Linked DNA regions of Homo sapiens: region 1 is linked to region 2. A link is an interaction called in ENCODE POLR2A ChIA-PET data of the cell type or tissue named here. Cell type or tissue: OCI-LY7. All regions are shown on one strand. Each heading gives the region's core, and the rest is flanking DNA. Links, peaks and the distances in the headings are about the cores only. Region 1 overlaps AHSA1 (activator of HSP90 ATPase activity 1). Region 2 overlaps SPTLC2 (serine palmitoyltransferase long chain base subunit 2).

Evidence for each region. Peaks named below come from ENCODE experiments on the same cell type or tissue, not always from the same donor. Only the 100,000 strongest peaks of a DNase experiment are listed, where the experiment ranks them.
Region 1: POLR2A ChIA-PET joins it to region 2 with 10 read pairs; 6 of 35 experiments call an interaction of 5 or more read pairs at or near these places.

The regions. Positions count from the first base shown.
Region 1 is chr14:77,464,979-77,473,991 of GRCh38, reverse strand. It overlaps AHSA1 (activator of HSP90 ATPase activity 1), which reads right to left. Exons shown (of 9, transcript NM_012111.3): 6 at 8,325-8,453; 7 at 5,808-5,909; 8 at 5,484-5,535; 9 at 4,520-4,915. The coding sequence ends at 4,743. Among named protein-coding and RNA genes, the nearest start is that of AHSA1, 11 kb to the right of the region's middle. In OCI-LY7, for the core only: no CTCF peak of the experiment used is centred there; no DNase peak of the experiment used is centred there.
Region 2 is chr14:77,589,945-77,598,957 of GRCh38, reverse strand. It overlaps SPTLC2 (serine palmitoyltransferase long chain base subunit 2), which reads left to right. Exons shown (of 12, transcript NM_004863.4): 2 at 1,578-1,772. Among named protein-coding and RNA genes, the nearest start is that of SPTLC2, 22 kb to the left of the region's middle. In OCI-LY7, for the core only: no CTCF peak of the experiment used is centred there; DNase peaks (open chromatin) are centred at 5,227 and 7,664; H3K4me3 peaks cover 2,396 bases; H3K27ac peaks cover 6,230 bases.

The DNA.
Region 1 (9,013 bases), core at 353-8,352, 120 kb after region 2:
ACTCCACTGTCACTCCTGACGTGGGGAAGGACAGGGATATATCAGGAAGCGCAGTAAAGGAAGGTGTGTCCAGAGCCACCACTGGAGACACTCGGAGAGTCAGACATTTCCAATGACCATCACTGCCGGAGGTAAGTTTATTAGTCTGTCCTGAACCATAGTCTAAAAATACTCTACCTGCAACTAGAAATATGAGAGGGTTAGAGAGGGCAGTGTCTCAGGCCGCCAGACAGGAGCCATGCTCACTCCCTTTCTCTTGTCTGAGGAATTCAGTAAGATTAGCACAGGCTAATTATTATTTTTTTTGAGACAGGGTCTCCCTCTGTCACCCAGGCTGGAGTGCAGTGGCGCGATATCGGCTCACTGTAATCTCTGCCTCCCGGTCTCAAGTGATCCTCCCACCTCAGCCTCCCAAGTAGCTGGGACCACAGGCCCACGCCACCACACCCCCGCTAATTTTTTTTGTATTTTTGGTGGAGGTGGGGTTTCGCCCTGTTGCCCAGGCTGGTCTCAAACACCTGAGCTCAAGCAGCCCACCCACCTTGGCCTCCTAAAGTGCTGGGATTACAGGCATGAGCCACTGCGCCCAGTTCGAGGCTAATTATTTTTCAGCAGAAACTTTTAAAAGTAACAAGACAGAGTAATCCCAGAGTCTGCTTTCTAAGGAAACTGCTAATTCCCCTCCTTTCTAATATAACTCACTTTGGCACTTAAACGTACTGTCTTAATCTATATTTAATGGTTTTCTATTACCCATACTGAATTTAGCCAACCCCATTTTAAATCTGTACATTTAAAGTGGCATGCTAAATTGCTACCGTGTCAGGCCACAGATGAGAGAAACTAAACAAAAGGGGCTGGGGAGTGGGTCGGCTATGAAATTACATTTATTCGAGCAATGCAAAGGAGAAAGACACTGCGCAGGTGGCTGCAGGCTTTAGGAGCACCTGTGTGTGAGGAGCAGCGCCAACGGCGGGAGCAGTGAGCCTGATGAAGGGAGGGTTTCCAGAGCAGCTGGTATCAGAGCCCAGAGGAAGCCCATGAAACCAGAGGGTCCCTCCACTCCTTTCTGTTCCAGTGTCAGTCACATCACTGGCTTGACTAGCTGTTCTTCCTGTCCCCAACACCAGGAGTTCATCCATGGCCATGAATCCAGCATGAACACCACTGACTGTTTCTACCTTAACAGCTACCCCAGCAACCAAGATGGTTTTGCCCAATTTTACCCCCTCTGGTTAGCCTCACAAATGGCCCTAGGCTAGGCAAGACTGGTCAGATTGAATGCTTCCTAGAGTTTTAGGTAACCAGCAGTATAGAGTCTGCTGACCTCTGTCAAGAGGTCTTTAAAGAGAAAGAATGATTAGATCCTTTGCCCCATTAGTCACAAAAGGGACCCAAATGTGCTGCTGTGGCTCCTTTACAATGAGGTTTTGTTTTGTTAATATGTTGAGATGCTTCTCAAAGTGCATCCCTGATATTAGAATCACCTGGGGTATTTATTAAACTCTGTTTATGGGCCACACCCCACACCCACTGAGTAAGAATCTTTAGGAGTGGAGTCCACTTTTGTGCATTGTTCTTCCTCTCAGGCATGGAGAGCTCTTAGCCCAAGATACGCAATTTGGATTAAAATTAGCCAGCTTTTCAAAATAGCATTCTGGCTTAAGGGCAAACACTTGGGCTTTTGAATGGATTCAGCAGCGACTATTTGCTAAATGACACCAGGTGCCAGCGTTTCTACATGTATCATCTCGAACGCTCTCACAAGACACCTATTATGCACATTCTACAGATAAGGATATTCACCCAATTTGTTAGGAAGTGGAACTTTTACTATTCAAACACAAAGTCGAAGTCCACAGTTTTATTTCTAGCTATGCCATTTGCTTTTTAGGTCCAGATGGCTTACCAAAATGTTATCAGTAAAATGGCAATGGTAAGAATTGAATAGCCATCAATACTGGCACGTAATGGCAACTGCACATGTCACATGGCAGGCACTTAGCCTGGTGCCTTGGGTTTAATGAACATATTGGTCATCTCTACTTGATTGATTCTAAGTATTCTGGAACTGGTAACTTTCCAGCCAGGTGTGTGTGAAAAGGCTCATTTTTTCTTTTTCTTTTTCTTTTTCTTTTCTTTTTTTTTGTTTTTTGAGACTTGCTCAGTCACCCAGGCTGGAATGCAATCAATGGCGTGATCTTGGCTCACTGTAACCTCTGTGTCCCAGGTTCAAGCAATTCTCCCACTCAGTCTCCTGAGTAGCTGGGATTACAGGCACCTGCCATTATGCCCAGCTAATTTTTGTATTTTTAGTAGAGATGGGGTTTCACCGTGTTGGCCAGGCTGGTCTCGAATCCCTGACCTCAGGTATCTGCCCGCCTTGGCCTCCCAAAATGCTGGGATTACAGGCGTGAGCCACTGCGCCTGGCCGAAAGGGCTCATTTGTTTGTTTGTTTGTTTGTTTGTTTTGAGACAGAGTCTCCGTCGCCCAGGCTGGAGTGCAGTGGCTTGGTCTCGGTTCATTGCAACCTCTGCCTCCCAGGTTCAAGCGATTCTCCTGCCTCAGCCTCCCTAGTAGCTAGGATTACAAGTGCCCGCCACTACACCCGGCTAATTTTTGTATTTTTAGTAGAGACAGGGTTTTGCGATGTTGGCCAGGCTGGTCTCGAACTCCTGACCTTGTGATCCGCCTGCCTCGGCCTCCCAAAGTGCTGGGATTACAAGCGTGAGCCACCGCTCCCAGCCAAAGTCTCATTTTTTTTTAATTAATTTTTTTTTAAATTGTTTTTGAGCCGGAGTCTCGCTCTGTCGTCCAGGCTGGAGTGCAGTGGCATGATCTCGGCTCACTGCAAGCTCCGCCTCCCAGGTTCACGCCATTCTCCTGCCTCAGCCTCCCGAGTAGCTGGGACTACAGGTGCCCACTACCACGCCCAGCTGATTTTTTGTATTTTTAGTAGAGACGGGGTTTCACCGTGTTAGCCAGGATGGTCTCGATCTCCTGCCCTCGTGATCCGCCCACCTCGGCCTCCCAAAGTGCTGGGATTACAGGCGTGAGCCACCGCGCCCGGCCCAAAGTCTCATTTTTAATCGTCTCTGTTAGGAGTCTGTTAGGAAGGGCCTGTTGATTTGATTCAAGCTAGACTCCAGGTTCTTCATCAAAAGGCGTCATTTTGCACCCCTAGGAGGCAGATGTAATGTCAAACTAGATGTGGATTAGTTCAGCCCAGCACTCTTGTAATTCAAGCCAAAGATGGCTTTGGGAAGTGTAAATGAACCAGATCTTGAACTCTGCTTTAACCAGTTTTAGCCTGCAAAGTCTTGCTGCCACCCAATAAAACAGGCAATAAACAGACGAAGGAAATAGCTGTAGCTGCAGGAGGTAGCGTCTGGCTTAGAGAGCACTGACTCCCGCTGGGGTGCAGGAAGTCAGGGCGAGGCTTGTCCAGGAGTGACTCTCCCTGTTCAGGTACTGTTACCTCTTCCTGCAATGTGGCAGTCTGAACCCACTATATCCCCAACACTTGGCTCATGGTCAGTGCCCAGCAAACTTAATGGTACCACATATTGTTAAATAAAGACAACAATTTGCTGAGTATGGGCTCTGCAGTTACAGTCCTTGTTGCAAATCTCAACTCTGCTTGTTGGATCTGGGTGTTAAGAAATCCAAGGCTCACCTGTAGCAAATATGTTATGTAAAATACTTGTTTTTCAAGACAGTCTTATTCTGTCACCCAGGCTTGAGTACAGTGGTGCAATCTTGGCTCACACCTTCTGGGCTCAAGCAATTCTCGTGCCTCAGCCTCCTGAGTGGCTGGGATTACAGGCGTGTGCCACCTCATCAGTTAATTTTTGTATTTTTAGTAGAGATGGGGTTTCGCCATGTTGGCCAGGCTGGTCTTGAACTCCTGGCCTCAAGTGATCTACCTGCCTCAGCCTCCCAAAGTGCTGGGATTATAGACCTGAGCCACTGCGCCTGGCTATATGTAAAATACATGTATTTAAAAGCCAAGGCTTAATTAAGTTCTTGTAAAACAAATGACAACAGTACCTACTGCGTATTATAGAGATCAAATGAGTTAATGCAAGTAAACAGTGTAGTGTCTAGTACTCAGTAACTGCAATGTAACAGAAGCTGCCACAAGTTAGGAATCTCCCACCTTCCCATATCCCAAACCAGCATCTGGTGATCACTTATCTTTGCAAGAGGGTAAGAGGCCATGGGCAGTGCAAAGTGAGAAGTCAACTGCACTGGCAGTAGAGGCATAGTGTTAGCACTCCCTACCCAAGTACCAACCCTCCCCTACTGTTATGGGTAAAAAGGCAGAAACTATTTACTAGTAAGAAAGACTAGCTCAGGAATGCCTGGTAGTGAGAAGCAGGCTCTGTGCCTCTTAATTACCTACACTTACCCAGAATAGAGACAAGGCTGTCCACCCTGTCCTTCTTTTTTGAATTCAAAACCTTCAAGGGAGCTCTCAATACCAGCCACTCAATCAACATAGGTTCCAGACACGCATGTTTTTTAAATTATGTTTATTTAGCATATGTACACATAAAAGAGAAATTGCCCTCTGAACCCACCCAGCAGAAAACATGCACAAACCCAAGGTATATGTGGAAGGGAGGGGCCCCGGCCCCAAGTTAGCAGCTGGGACGATGCAATCCTGTGAGTCGCAAGCCCCAGTCAGGAGAGAGCTGGACTGAAGTGTCCAGCAGGCTGGAGTCCCCTGCCGCTGGCCCTAAAATAAGCGTGCGCCATAGCCAAAGGTCTGTTTAATGCCCTCAAAGTAGTACCGCTGCCAGCCCTGTCGCGTCCGCTCTTCCTCAGGAGCAGGGATGCCTCGACCTTCCATGCACAGCTCAGTCTCTCCGTTCTTGTCGATGAAGGTCAAGGTGATGGTGGCAAAGTGTCCTGGGAAAGGCAGAGGGGACGGAGGTTTCATATCTAGGTTTCCATCTGAGTTTAAGACTGGGGCAACCTGGCTGGGCGTGGTGGCTCACACCTGTAATCCCAGCACTTTGGCAGGCTGAGGTGGGCGGATCACCAGAGGTCAGGAGTTCCAGACCAGCCTGGCTAACATGGTGAAACTCCATCTCTACTAAAATTACGTGGGCGTGGTGGCATGCACCTGTAATCCCAGCACTTTGGGAGGCTGAGGCAGGAGGATCACTTGAGCCCAGGAGTTCGAGACTAGCCTGGACAATGTAGTAGGACCCCATCTCTACAAAAAAAGTAAAAAAGTAAAAAAAAAAAAAAAAAAAAAAAAGCTGGCATGGTGGCACACGTAGTCTCAGCTACTTGGGAAGCTGAAGCAGGAGGATCGTTTGGGTCTGGGAGGTTAAGGCTGCAGTTTGCTGTGATTATGCCACTGCACTCTAGCCTGAGTGACAGTGAGACCCTGTTTCCAAAAAAAAAAAAAAAAAAATTACAGCAAAGAGAAAAAGTTCTGGGGGTAATGGCAATAAATATGTTTACTTACCCTCTGGCCAAGATTTAAACCTCCACTTCATCACAATATGTTTCTCAGGGACCTAAAATAATCAAACAGCTCAGTCTATATTATATACTACAATGTACCCAATCCTAGCTAGGATCAGTCATCTGCCCTTCATACGGAGTCTACCATCTGTGCAATTATATTACTTGCAAGACAGTTCAAATCACAGCCTTTTTTTGAAAAACAAAATGTTTTATTAACAAAGAGATTAAAGCCTTACATTTTACCTATAGAGTTCAGAAAAAGAGAAATGTCACTCATCTGACCAGAGGCAATAACCTGAGTCTAGGGCCGGCAGGTACTCACCAGATCAGTAAATTCCCCAGAGACGTTGCCATCTACCATGTGGAACTTTCCACCTCTGTCTGCTTCTAATGTTGCAGGAGCATGGGTAAAGGCCTGCACCAGCTGCAGGGAAAAAAAAAAAAAAAAAAAAAAAGAGGCAGAAGATACATGGCTTTCAGTGGGACCCAAGGACAAATGCCAGCTGAAGGCTGCATGCCTCAACTCTCATTTCCACCAGTCTGCCCCACAGGCGGGTCCAGGGTGTCCCTCTATTCTGTTTTAATACCAGCCAGGACTTGACTTCGGGAATTCTTTCTGATCTGATGATGCCATTACTTTGGACCCGTTTACTTTTATTTATTTGAAATTGTATATGGTTCAGAAAGATATAAGAATGAGCTTATGAAAGAAAATTCTCAAGTAAATGTTTGAGACTTCTATTATCATTTCTGAGAACATGTCCCAAAATAGATCTATTCCATCTTTTATTTTATTTTATTTTTTTATTTATTGAGACGGAGTCTCACTTTGTTGCCCAGGCTGGAGTGCAGTGGCGCGATCTCGGCTCACGCAACCTCCGCCCGTCCAGGTTTTAAGCAATTCTCTGCTTCAGCCTCTGTAGTAGCTGGGATTACAGGCGCATGCCACCATGCCTGGCTAACTTTTTGTATTTTTTAGTAGAGATGGGGTTTCACCATCTTGGCCAGGCTGGTCTTGAACTCCTGACCTCGTGATCCACCCACCTTGGCCTCCCAAAGTGCTGGGATTACAGGCGTGAGCCACCGCGCCCAGCCCTTTTATTTTTTTTGAGATAGGTCTCGCTCTGTTGCCCAGGCCGAAGTGCAGTGGCATGATCATGGCTCACTGCAGCCCCGACCTCCTAAGCTTAGGTGATCCTCCCACCTCAGCCTCCTGAGGAGCTGGGACTACAGGCGCATACCACCATACCTGGCTAATTTTTGTATTTTTTGTAGAGACAGGGCTTCACCATGTTGGCCAGGCTGGTCTCAAACTCCTGGGCTCAAGTAATTCACCCGCCTCAGCCCCTCAAAGTGCTGGGATTAGAGATGTAAGCCACTGTGCCTGGCCTACTCCATATATATGAAATCAGTATCATTTTGCTGTGTTCGATTACCCAACGGTGCCGCTTTTACTTTTAATAAGACTTTACTATTTTTTAAAGTAGGTAATACGAATACATGGTACAAAATTAAAAATAAACAGAAGGTTAAAAATGTTAGGAATCCTCCCATACAAAAGTATTTTAAAACTCTGAAAACTTTAGCTAGTTTGGAAGCAGAGATTCAACTGAAGTCTGTGTTGAAGTGCTAAATTCAATTCACATGAAGACCACAGCTATGCTGCTAAGTCCTTCAAGGCAGCAGGCACCAAGTAGAACCAAGTTAGCCATCGAATGCAGTCTTTGGCATAGCCAGGTCATAACACATCTCTGGAGTCAACTAAGATAACTTTCTGAAGTACAGTACAATTTTGTTTATACACATCTTTTTAAATTTCTAGAAAACCCAGTCCATTTAATTGCTTCTCCAGTTCTTGGTTTTCTAAGGGGGAGAGAACTTATCACGAGAGTATTTTGGGTGCAGGCGCACAGACATACTAACACCCATATACTACATGGTACCTCTTAATTTATGGCTGTATTTACATTTTTGTTTAAAAAATAAGATCTTGAAATTTTGTCCCAGAGTATATGGGAACTTCCACATATCCTAACCACCTTTACTATCAGATAATAAAGCTGAATACGGTCATGTTTCTCAACTCCACACTATAGCAGCAGAATGGCACAAGTCAGCTGTGCAACACAAAGAAGCCAGGAATTCTTCTGTGCTACAGAGTAACCAAGAATGGCCATTCACTTTTCTAGTAAGATTCACTCAGTGGTTTCTACTTATATGACCCAAAACTGGAACAGGCACGGTAGTGTGCACCTGTAGTCCCAGCTACTCAGGAGGCTGAGGAAGGAGGATCGCTTGAGCCCAGAAGTTCAACGTTAGTCTGGGCAACATAGCAAGACCAGGTCTTTTGTTTTTAAAATAAATAAATATGGCCGAGCACAGTGGTTTGCACCTGTAATCCCAGCACTTTGGGAGGCTGAGGCAGGCAGATCACTTGAGGTCAGGAGTTTCAGACCAGCCCATCTCTACTAAAAAATATGGTGAAACCCCATCTCTACTAAAAAACATAAAAATTAGCTAGGCGTGATGGCGTGTGCCTATAGTACCAGCTGTTCAGGACGCTGAGGCAGGAGAATTGCTGGAACCTGGGAGGCAGAGGTTGCAGTGAGCTGAGATTGTGCCACTGCACTCCAGCCTGGGCAGGTGACAGAGCGAGACTCCGTCTCAAAAAAAAAAAAAGAGAATAGAGGGAGGGAAAAATTCACTTTGATGAAGGCCTCATGGCTCCAGTTGTGAGTTTGTGAGTACCTCTTCTGTACACTGCTGAAGGGATATGCCCCCAACTCAAGTCACCTAGAAGGGCAGATGGCATGAGGCCTGAAGGACAAGACTTACTTACCTCTTGGGTGGTAAACACTCTATAGAGCTCCTCTGGTGACGTCAGGAAGGTTTCCTTAAGAGTGATCTTACAAGTGGGGATTTTGACTCCAACAGGTCTGGCCTGGGTTTTTGAAGGAGCAGGCTTAGCCTGTGAAGGTGGCAGTGAAAATGATCAATACAGAGTAATGATACAACCTCAATCAACGTGGCTTCAGAGACAGTTGTACCATTCATTCTCATAAAAATGTTCACCTCCAAGGGTAATTATTCCAAGGGGTTTGAAGGGAATTTGAGTGTGTAGGTGTTTCAGTCATGAGGGTAATGATTCTGGAAACCTCCTCAATTCCCAGTAAAAATAACCACTCTACAAGGAAGACCCTGATAGTCAAATAACAAATCAAATCATTGAGATATTTTTGAAGAGCTCAGTGTAATTCTCAAACAATTTCTATGTTTAAATAGCTGGAAGCGGTTTTCTCCCCACTTCCAGAGTATCCACTTCACTATGCTGACAAAAGAGCAACAGGGCTCTAAACCAAGTGCTGAGCTTGAACCACAAACTTCCATCTCTAGATAAAGTACTTGCTCACCCTGAAAATTGGGGAGATTGGGTGAAGACAGGGATGTAACTCCATTTCTTGATGGGACCTCTAATATCAAAGTATGAAATATCAACACACCAATTAGACTGAAGACTTATATAGGTGA
Region 2 (9,013 bases), core at 386-8,385:
TTTATATAATGCTGGGCCACACTTTTTTTTTTTTTTTCTGTATCACCTAGGCTGTAGGGAAGTGGCATGATCATGGCTCACTGCCATCTCGACCTTCTGGGCTCAGGTGATCCTCCCACCTATCTCCTGAGGACCTGGGACTACAGGCATGTGCCACCATGTCCAGCTAGTGTTTTTGTTTTTTGTTTTTGTAGAGGCAAGATTTTGCCATGTGCCCAGGCTGGTCTCAAACTCCTGGGCTCAAGTTATCTGCCCACCTTGGCCTCCCAAAGTGCTAGGATTACAGGCATGCGCCACTGCACCCAGCCTGGACCACACTTATATAAACATCTTAGTTTTTTGCATGATTTACTTGTGTTATCACTACCAACAAAGGTTAATTTGAACTACGTGTTTCTGCAGGGGCCTACTGCTGATAATTATTTGGAATACTATGGCTGGGTGGCTTTAAGAATGTGTGGTAGTAAAACATTTACAAATATTTTACATTCTAATAAAGCTGAATTTACTTTTGAACTTTTGATCTCTTCATCTGTAGGCCAATATAGTACTTTTTTGGGACAGGCTTTCTCTTTGTTGATTTATATTTTTTGCTTTTTTTATTAGAACAAAAGAAATTATGCTAGCATTTTAGAATCTATTTAAGAAAATCAAATAATGATAAAAATCAGTGTTAGGTGGTGTTCTTATGCAGTCCTTCTTGCTCCCCTTCTTTTACTGTTCATCTGAAGGGCATATAATTTATAAGTTATTTCTATTGAAAACAAGTAGCCCTGCTTATCTCTTAGTGTTAGATTTGACTGTTGCTTACAAAATTCTTTTTTTTTTTTTTTTTGAGATGGGGTTTCGCTCTTATTTCCCAGGCTGGAGTGCAATGGCTTGATCTCGGCTCCCCACAACTTCCATCTCCAAGGTTCAAGCAATTCTCCTGCCTCAGCCTCCTGAATAGCTGAGATTATAGGCATGCGCCACCACACCCACCTAGTTTTGTATTTTTAGTAGAGATGGGTTTTCTCCATGTGATCAGGCTGGGCTTGAACTCCCAACCTCAGGTGATTCGTCCGCCTCGGCCTCCCAAAGTGCTGGGATTATAGGCGTGAGCCACCGTGCCTGGCCTAAAATTCTTTTTTTTTTTTTTCTTGTTTCCAGTGAGGTTGGAACTTAGAAAATTCCTTTTTTTTTTTGACACGGAGTCTTGCTCTGTCACCCAGGCAGGAGTGCAGTGGCGTGATCTTGGCTTACTGCAGCCTCCACTTCCCAGATTCAAGCAACTCTCCTCCCTCAGCCTCCCAAGTAGCTGGGATTAGAGGTGTGCACCACCAATCCTGGCTAATATTTGCATTTTTAGTAGAGACAGGTTTCACCATGTTGACCAGGCTGGTCTTGAACTCCTGACCTCAAGTGATCTGCCCGCCTCAGCCTCCCAAAGTGCTGGGATTACAGGTGTGAGCCAGTGCGCCCGGCGGAACTTAGAAAATTCTTAAGGTATAATTCAGCAAATCTCTAAGGACCTAGATTTTAGGTAGGAATGTTTTTCTTGCCATGATGGAAATAAACATTTTTAACCTCTCTTTTAGATCCATCATGTTACACAAAATGGAGGACTATATAAAAGACCGTTTAATGAAGCTTTTGAAGAAACACCAATGCTGGTTGCTGTGCTCACGTATGTGGGGTATGGCGTACTCACCCTCTTTGGATATCTTCGAGATTTCTTGAGGTATTGGAGAATTGAAAAGTGTCACCATGCAACAGAAAGAGAAGAACAAAAGGTAACTGTTAGAGAGTTTTTGATTCTGTAAATAGAAGCCTTTTATGGAAATCTTAGTATTTTTGCACAAAAGCTTTTTCTCAGAAATTTGGGTACACATTAAAATTAAACTATTCCAGATGCAGTTAAATGAAAACATTCTACAAAGAAAGCTGAAAAATAACAAGGTTAAAGATATCAAAGCATTCATCATGGGTTTAATCAAGAAGAACCTAAGGAGGTGGGCGGCACTATCCCTGTTTTATGGATTAGAAATCAAAAAGTCACAAGTTAAACAACGTTTCCCAAGATGCCAGGTGTCAGAGCTGCTGTGTGGACAGAGGACTGTGAAGTGAAAAAGCCTTGCTCTTTCTGTTCATACCAGCATGCTGAATCCCAGGTTGTGTTTACCATTTTCTGAAAAGGTTGTATTCTTTGGAATTAATAATGTGTTTTCTCATAGATACATTATACATAGTTGGGTGATTCACACATCAGCTCCTCTCCCCAGACAAACAAGCTGTAATACAGAATGTGGCCAACCGATTCTATTTACGGTAAACAACACTCTTGTTTTAGGAATGGCAAACATATGAGCATGGTTGTCTGGGGAAGAGGGCTTCTTCATTCACTTCACTTTTCTCTGCATGTTCCTTTGTACCTCTGAAGGGTTTTTTGTTTGTTTGTTTGTTTGTTTATTTTTTGAGACAGAGTCTCGCTTTGTCAACCCAGGCTGGAGTGCAGTGGTGCGATCTCGGCTCACTGCAAGCTCTGCCTCCTGGGTTCACACCATTCTTCTGCCTCAGCCTCCCAAGTAGCTGGGACTACAGGCACCTGCCACCACGCCCGGCTAATTTTTTTTTTTTTTTTGAGACAAGTCTTGCTCTGTCGCCCAGGCTGGAGTGCAGTGGCTCGGTCTCGGCTCACTGCAAGCTCCGCCTCCCGGGTTCACACCATTCTCTGGCCTCAGCCTCCCCAGTATCTGGGACTACAGGTGCCTGCCACCGTGCCCGGCTAATTTTTTTTGTGTTTTTAGTAGAGACGGGGTTTTACTGTGTTAGCCAGGATGGTCTCAATCTCCTGACCTTGTGATCCACCCACCTCGGCCTCCCAAAGTGCTGGGATTACAGGTGTGAACCACTGTGCCTGGCCAGTTTTTTTGTTTTTTTTACTTGTTATTGACTTGAAGCTCACTTCTGGAGTTGTATACATTACATATGTGTTACCTAGTCTCCATAAATAAATAAAATGAGGGTTAAAGATGCCTAATTTTACTAAAAATAAAACAAACCTGTGTGTTCTTGGCATGTCCCACATGGCAAAAGGTTGTCTTTTAGCCCAGGCAAATGTACCAGATTAGAGAAGGACTTAAGACATTAGAGTTTTTTTGTGGTTCCTGTGCGTCCGAGGAAAAGAGGCAGGTGTGGGGTGAGCAAAGTCAACGCTGAGACGAGCCAGTGAACATTGATTGTAGAAGAAACAATTATTCAGGTAATGGATAGTGGTCATGTGCAAATGGGAAGAGTATATCACGAAAACATTGTCAGTTACTAGGAAGACAAAACCAGTCAGTAGATACATGGATTCAAAAGTGGCTCCTGGGAGAACTCAAGATTAGGCATCCTTTCTCTCTCATCTCAACCATCTTGTACTCCATCCGAGCCCCAGCACAAGTTGGCCATCCTACTCATTGCCCTGCAAGTTAATTTCACAAAGAAGGTAAATAAGTTTTTTGAATGCAAAGCCCTGCATTCAGAAGTTGGTCCAGTAACCCTAAGTAATTTTTATCTTTTAAAACCCAAACACATTTTTAACATTTTTTATTTTATTATCATTATTTTTTAGACAAGAGTCTCGCTCAGTCACCCAGGCTGGAGTACAGTGGTGTGATCTCGGCTCACTGCAACCTCCGCCTCCCGGGTCCAAGCAATTCTCATGCCTCAGCTTCCCAAGTAGCAGGGAGTACAGGCATGTGCTACCACTCCCGAGATAATTTTGTATTTTTAGTAGAAACGAGGTTTCACCATGTTGGCCAGGCTGTTCTCAAACTCCTTGACCTCAAACGATCCACCTGCCTCGGCCTCCCAAAGTGCTGGGATTACAGATGCGAGCCACTGTGCCTGGCCCACATTTTTAATACGTTTTGATCCCCCTTCTCCCCCTGAGCATGTCCACTCAGAGTGCATCTACAGTACGTTGATTTTGTATAGCCCTCAGTGACAGCTTACCATACCCTTCCTAGGTTGTACAGTATTGTAGTTACTTGTTCACAGGCCTGTATCCTCCTACTAGACTGAGTTGATGGCAGTTATGACCGATGGTAGCTGAAGTTTTATTTAAATATTCAAACTAAAAACTCTTTATCTGCAGGGACCTCTCCTAGTGTAGATGCATAGTCGAAACTTGATAATTGACGTGTATTGCTGGTGGTGAGGGAAGTGCTGATTGTGGTGCAGACAGCACATTCCTGGATGAGGGGATAGTATAGGCAAAGGCATGAAGAATGTTTGGGAGAATCTGGAATGTAGACAGAAGAGAAATTGTGTTTTGAAAATCAAAGTAAGAAGTTTGGTAGGCAATGAGGAGTATTGTTTTTGTTTTTGTTTTTAAATAGAGACAGCGTCTCGCCATGTTGCCCAGGCTGGTCTCAAACTCCTGTGCTCAAGCGATCCTCCTGCCTTGGCCTCCCAAAGTGTTGGGATTATAGGAGTGAGCCACCATGACCCCAAGGGCAGTTTTTGATCAGGGGATTTTTCATACAGCTTGTGCAGCTGGTGCTCAAAGTGTGATGAATGAATGAAACCAACAAGATGTATCTGAATTACTTTGTGAGTACATTATCTTTGGAACTTGTTTCATGTTTACAGAAAGTAAATTGGTGGTTTAAGTGTTGGGAGCTGCCTGTGTATCCTTTGTGTGAAAGAATTAGAACACACAGATTTTATTCTTAAGTAGTTTCTAATTTTGTTGAGGAAACAAACATTTGAAAGTTATGGGCCTTTGCAAAACCATTATACAAGTAAATAATACTTAGATTATATGAAGATATAGAACAAAAAAAGTATCTGAGTAGCATAGGGTTAATCAGGAAACAATTCTTGGAGGAAGTAATACAAGGAAATGGGAGGCTGAGGAGAGCATTTGCCTCTGCAGTTTATGGAGAGGATTTTATTAAATTATTCAAATTCATTTCAATAGAATATTCCCAGTAGATAACATTAGCATTTAAAACAGCCAACTTCTGCCATTTTCTTACAAAAATTCAGCTTTTAGAGGGAAAGGAAAAGTCATTCCTTTCCTGTGATAGATCATGTTTGTTTTCTAATGTTGGATTAGAGATGGGGAAAGAGGGAGGCAAATTAAGTGTTAAACTGGAAGGAGGTGAGGGAAAGTGGTTGCTTGGGATCATAAAATGCAAACATAATGTTGCTACTTCCTCATTTCACTGAGAGAGTGGTATTCATAACCACATCCTGGTTTTCTTCCTCATTTCATTATAAAAGAGAGCCCAGTTTAACTGTGTTAATTCTTTGATGTAAGGAAATACCGTATGTTGCTTTGAATACAACTAAATCACATGATCATACCAATAAAGATGAGTTACCATGAGTTTGTTCTATTTTATATACATTGCATAAAATTCTTGGAATTCTTTACCCCTTAATCCTCTGTTATTCGTGGTGTTTTGGATGAGAATGTTGTTTTTCTCAATCTATGGATTATTTCTTTGTGATGTGAGGTGAAGCTAGTAGTTCAGAAACACGTACGTGACAGATACAGCAAAAGCTTGAATTAATAAAGATGTTCTAGGCTGAGGCAGGAGGATCACTCAAGGCCAGGAGTTTGAGACCAGCTGACACAACATAATGAAACCTCATCTCTACAAAATGAAAAAATTTAATTCAGAAAAAAATATTCTAATATTTAGATAGGAAATAGCTAGGAACGTAAGGAGTAAATTATGGTAGGTAGTTACCACACACTGACAAAATTTTAAACTAACATTTTGCCTCCACAGCTTGTTCATGATCAGATATTTAAAAACGGGAGGACCAAATACCACATTCTCACTTATTTTTTAATTTTTTTAATTTTTTTTTTTTTTGAGATGGAGTCTCACTCTGTCGCCCAGGCTGGAGTACAGTGGCGTGATCTCGGCTCACTGCAATCTCCGCCTCCACGGTTCAAGTGATTCTCTTGCCTCAGCCTCCCAAGTAGCTGGAATTACAGTCATGCACCACCACGCCCAGCTAATTTTTTGTATTTTTAGTAGATACAAGGTTTCACCATGTTGGCCAGCCTGGTCTCAAACTCCTGACCTCAGCCTGCCTTGGCCTCCCAAAGTGCTGGGATTACAGGAGTGAGCCACCGTGCCTAGCCTGTTCTCACTTATAAGTGGGAGCTAAATGATGAGAACATATGGATACAAAGAGGAAAATGACACTTGTGGTGGGTAGGAAGAGGGAGAGGATTAGAAAAAATAACCCATTGGGTGCTAGGCTTAGTACCTGGGTGACAAAATAATCTGTACAACAAGCCATTGTGATGCGAGTTTACCTGCACAACCTGCACACGTACCCCTGAACCTAAAATAAAAGTTACAAAAAATAAGTAGATTAAAAATGGGAGGGATAGGATACGGCGAAGGGACATTATATGTTTATATCCCAATAGGCTTATTTTCAAGATACAAAAGAAAGAAAGAAATTCAAATACATTACTAGGAATTCCCAGAGGGATTTTATTCTTGGCCTCCTTCAAAAAGTAGCGTACAGCCGGGTGCGATGGCTCACACCTATAATCCCAGCACTTTGGGAGGCCGAGGTGGGTGGATCACCTGAGGTCAGGAGTTCAAGACCAGCCTGGCCAACGTGATGAAACCCCATCTCTACTAAAAATACAAAAATTAGCCAGGCGTGGTGGTGGGCACCTGTAATCCCAGCTACTTGGGAGGCTGAGGCAGGAGAATGGCTTGAACCTGGGAGGCGGAAGTTGCAGTAAGCTGAGATCTTGTCACAGCACTCCAGCCTGGGCAATAGAGACTGTCTCAAAATAAAAAAAAAAAAGTAGCGTACTAAGAATATTCTGGTACCTGTCATTTTGGTGCATTAAGCTAGGGGATTGATTGTTTGGTTTGTCTTCTTTAATTCTGTGTATGATTCTACATTTAAAAAGAACACAACTGGCTGGGCACGGCGGCTCACGTCTATAATCCTAGCACTTTGGGAGGCCAAGGCGGGCGGATCACCTGAAGTCAGGAGTTGAGACCAGCCTGACCAACATGGTGAAACCCGGTCTCTACTAAAAATACAAGAATTATCTGGGGCGTGGTGGCACATGCCTGTAATCCCTGCTACTTGGGAGGCTGAGGCACGAGAATCACTTGAACCAGAGAGGTGGAGGTTGCAGTGAGCCAAGATCACACCATTGCACTCCAGCCTGGGCAACAAGAGAGAAACTCCGTCTAAAAATAAATACATACATACATACATACATACATACATACATACATACAGAAGAGCACTACTTAGCTCCCCCAGAATCATCTGAACCTGGGAGGTGGAAGTTGCAGTGAGCTAAGATTGCACCACTGCACTCCACCCTGGACAATGGAGCGAGATTGTCTAAAAAAAATAAGAAGAATAAAAAATAAAGAGCACTGTATTTCATTGTTTTGTGTTAGTTGCTGGGCACAGGACAGCAGTAGTCTTTTTAAATAATTGACATATCATAAAGGTTACCTATTTAAAGTGTACGATACAATGGTTTTTAGTATATCTACAGAGTTGTGCAGCCAGCACCACAATTTAATTTTGTAATGTTTTTCTCTTCTGAAAAAGAAACCATGAACCATTAGCAGTCACTCCTTCCTCATCCACCCTCCCCACCCTCGGCAGCCACTAATCTACTTTCTGTCTCTGTAGATTTACTATTCGGGACTTTTCATATAAATGGATGTTTCATGTAAATGGGATCATACAGTGTATGTTCTTCTGTGTCTGGCTCCTTTCACTTGGCGTAATGTATTTGAAGTTCATGTTGTAGCATGTATCGGTACTTCATTGCTTCCTATTGCTGAATAATATTTCATCATATGGAGCAGTCATCTCTACTTACTATAGGGATTTCTCACTGGTAAAAAACTATACTCAAAATAAACCTTTCAAAGAAGCTTTGTGTAGTAGGTTTACCACTGTATCTGTTTGGACTAGTGGCAGTAGGTTTACCTCTGTATCCGTTTGGACTAGTGCCAGTGTTAGGTTTGCAAGAGTTTCCCTGTTACCTGTTTTCCCTGTTTTTCATGCCAGGAAAGCTTTTCCTTCAAATAGTCCCATGGCTAGTTCCCTCACTTCCATTTTATCCTCTGTTCTACCCAGGGCACCCCAGCTAATTTGCAGCATGTCTCCCCCTTTCCTTTTTGCTTTTGTTTCTGTTGGTATTTGTCACTGTCTAACATACTTTATTTATTTTTATTTTTATTTATTTTTATTTTCTTGAGACAGTGTCTTGCTCTGTTGCCCAGGCTGGAGTGCAATGGCGCGATCTCGGCTTACTGCAACTTCTGTCTCCCAGGTTCAAGCAATTCTCCTGCCTCAGCCTCCAGAGTGGCTGGGACTACAGGCATGTGCAACCACACCTAATTTTTGTGTTTTTAGTAGAGACAGGGCTTTGCCATGTTGGCCAGGCTGGTCTTGAACTCCTGGGCTCATGTTTATCTATCTGCCCACCTCGGCCTCCCAAAGTGCTGGGATTACAGGCGTGAGCCACTGAGCCTGGACTAGCAAACTTTGTATTTTATATGTTTATCTCTTCCACCAGAATACAAATTCCAAGAGGGCAAGGATTATTACCTTTTTGTTTACTACTCTGTACTATAGAGTGCTTGGCACATATTAGACGCTCGGTAAATGTTTAAGATACAAGGCCAGAGGCCAGGCGTGTTAGCTCACACCTGTAATTTCAAGCACTTTGGGAGGCTGAGGTGGGAAGATAGCTTGAGCGCAGGAGTTTGAGACCAACCTGAGCAATGTAACAAGACCCTGTCTCAACAAGAAAATTAAAAAATTAGCTGGGTGTGGTGGCCTACACCCATAGTCTTAGCTACTTGGGAGACTGAGGTGGGAGGATCACTTGTACCTAGGAGTTCAAGGCTGCTGTGAGCTGTGATTGAGCCACTGCACTCTAGCCTGGGTGACAGAGTGAAACCTTGTCTTTTTTTTTTTTTTTTTTGAGACAGGGTCTTGCTCTATCATCCAGGCTGGA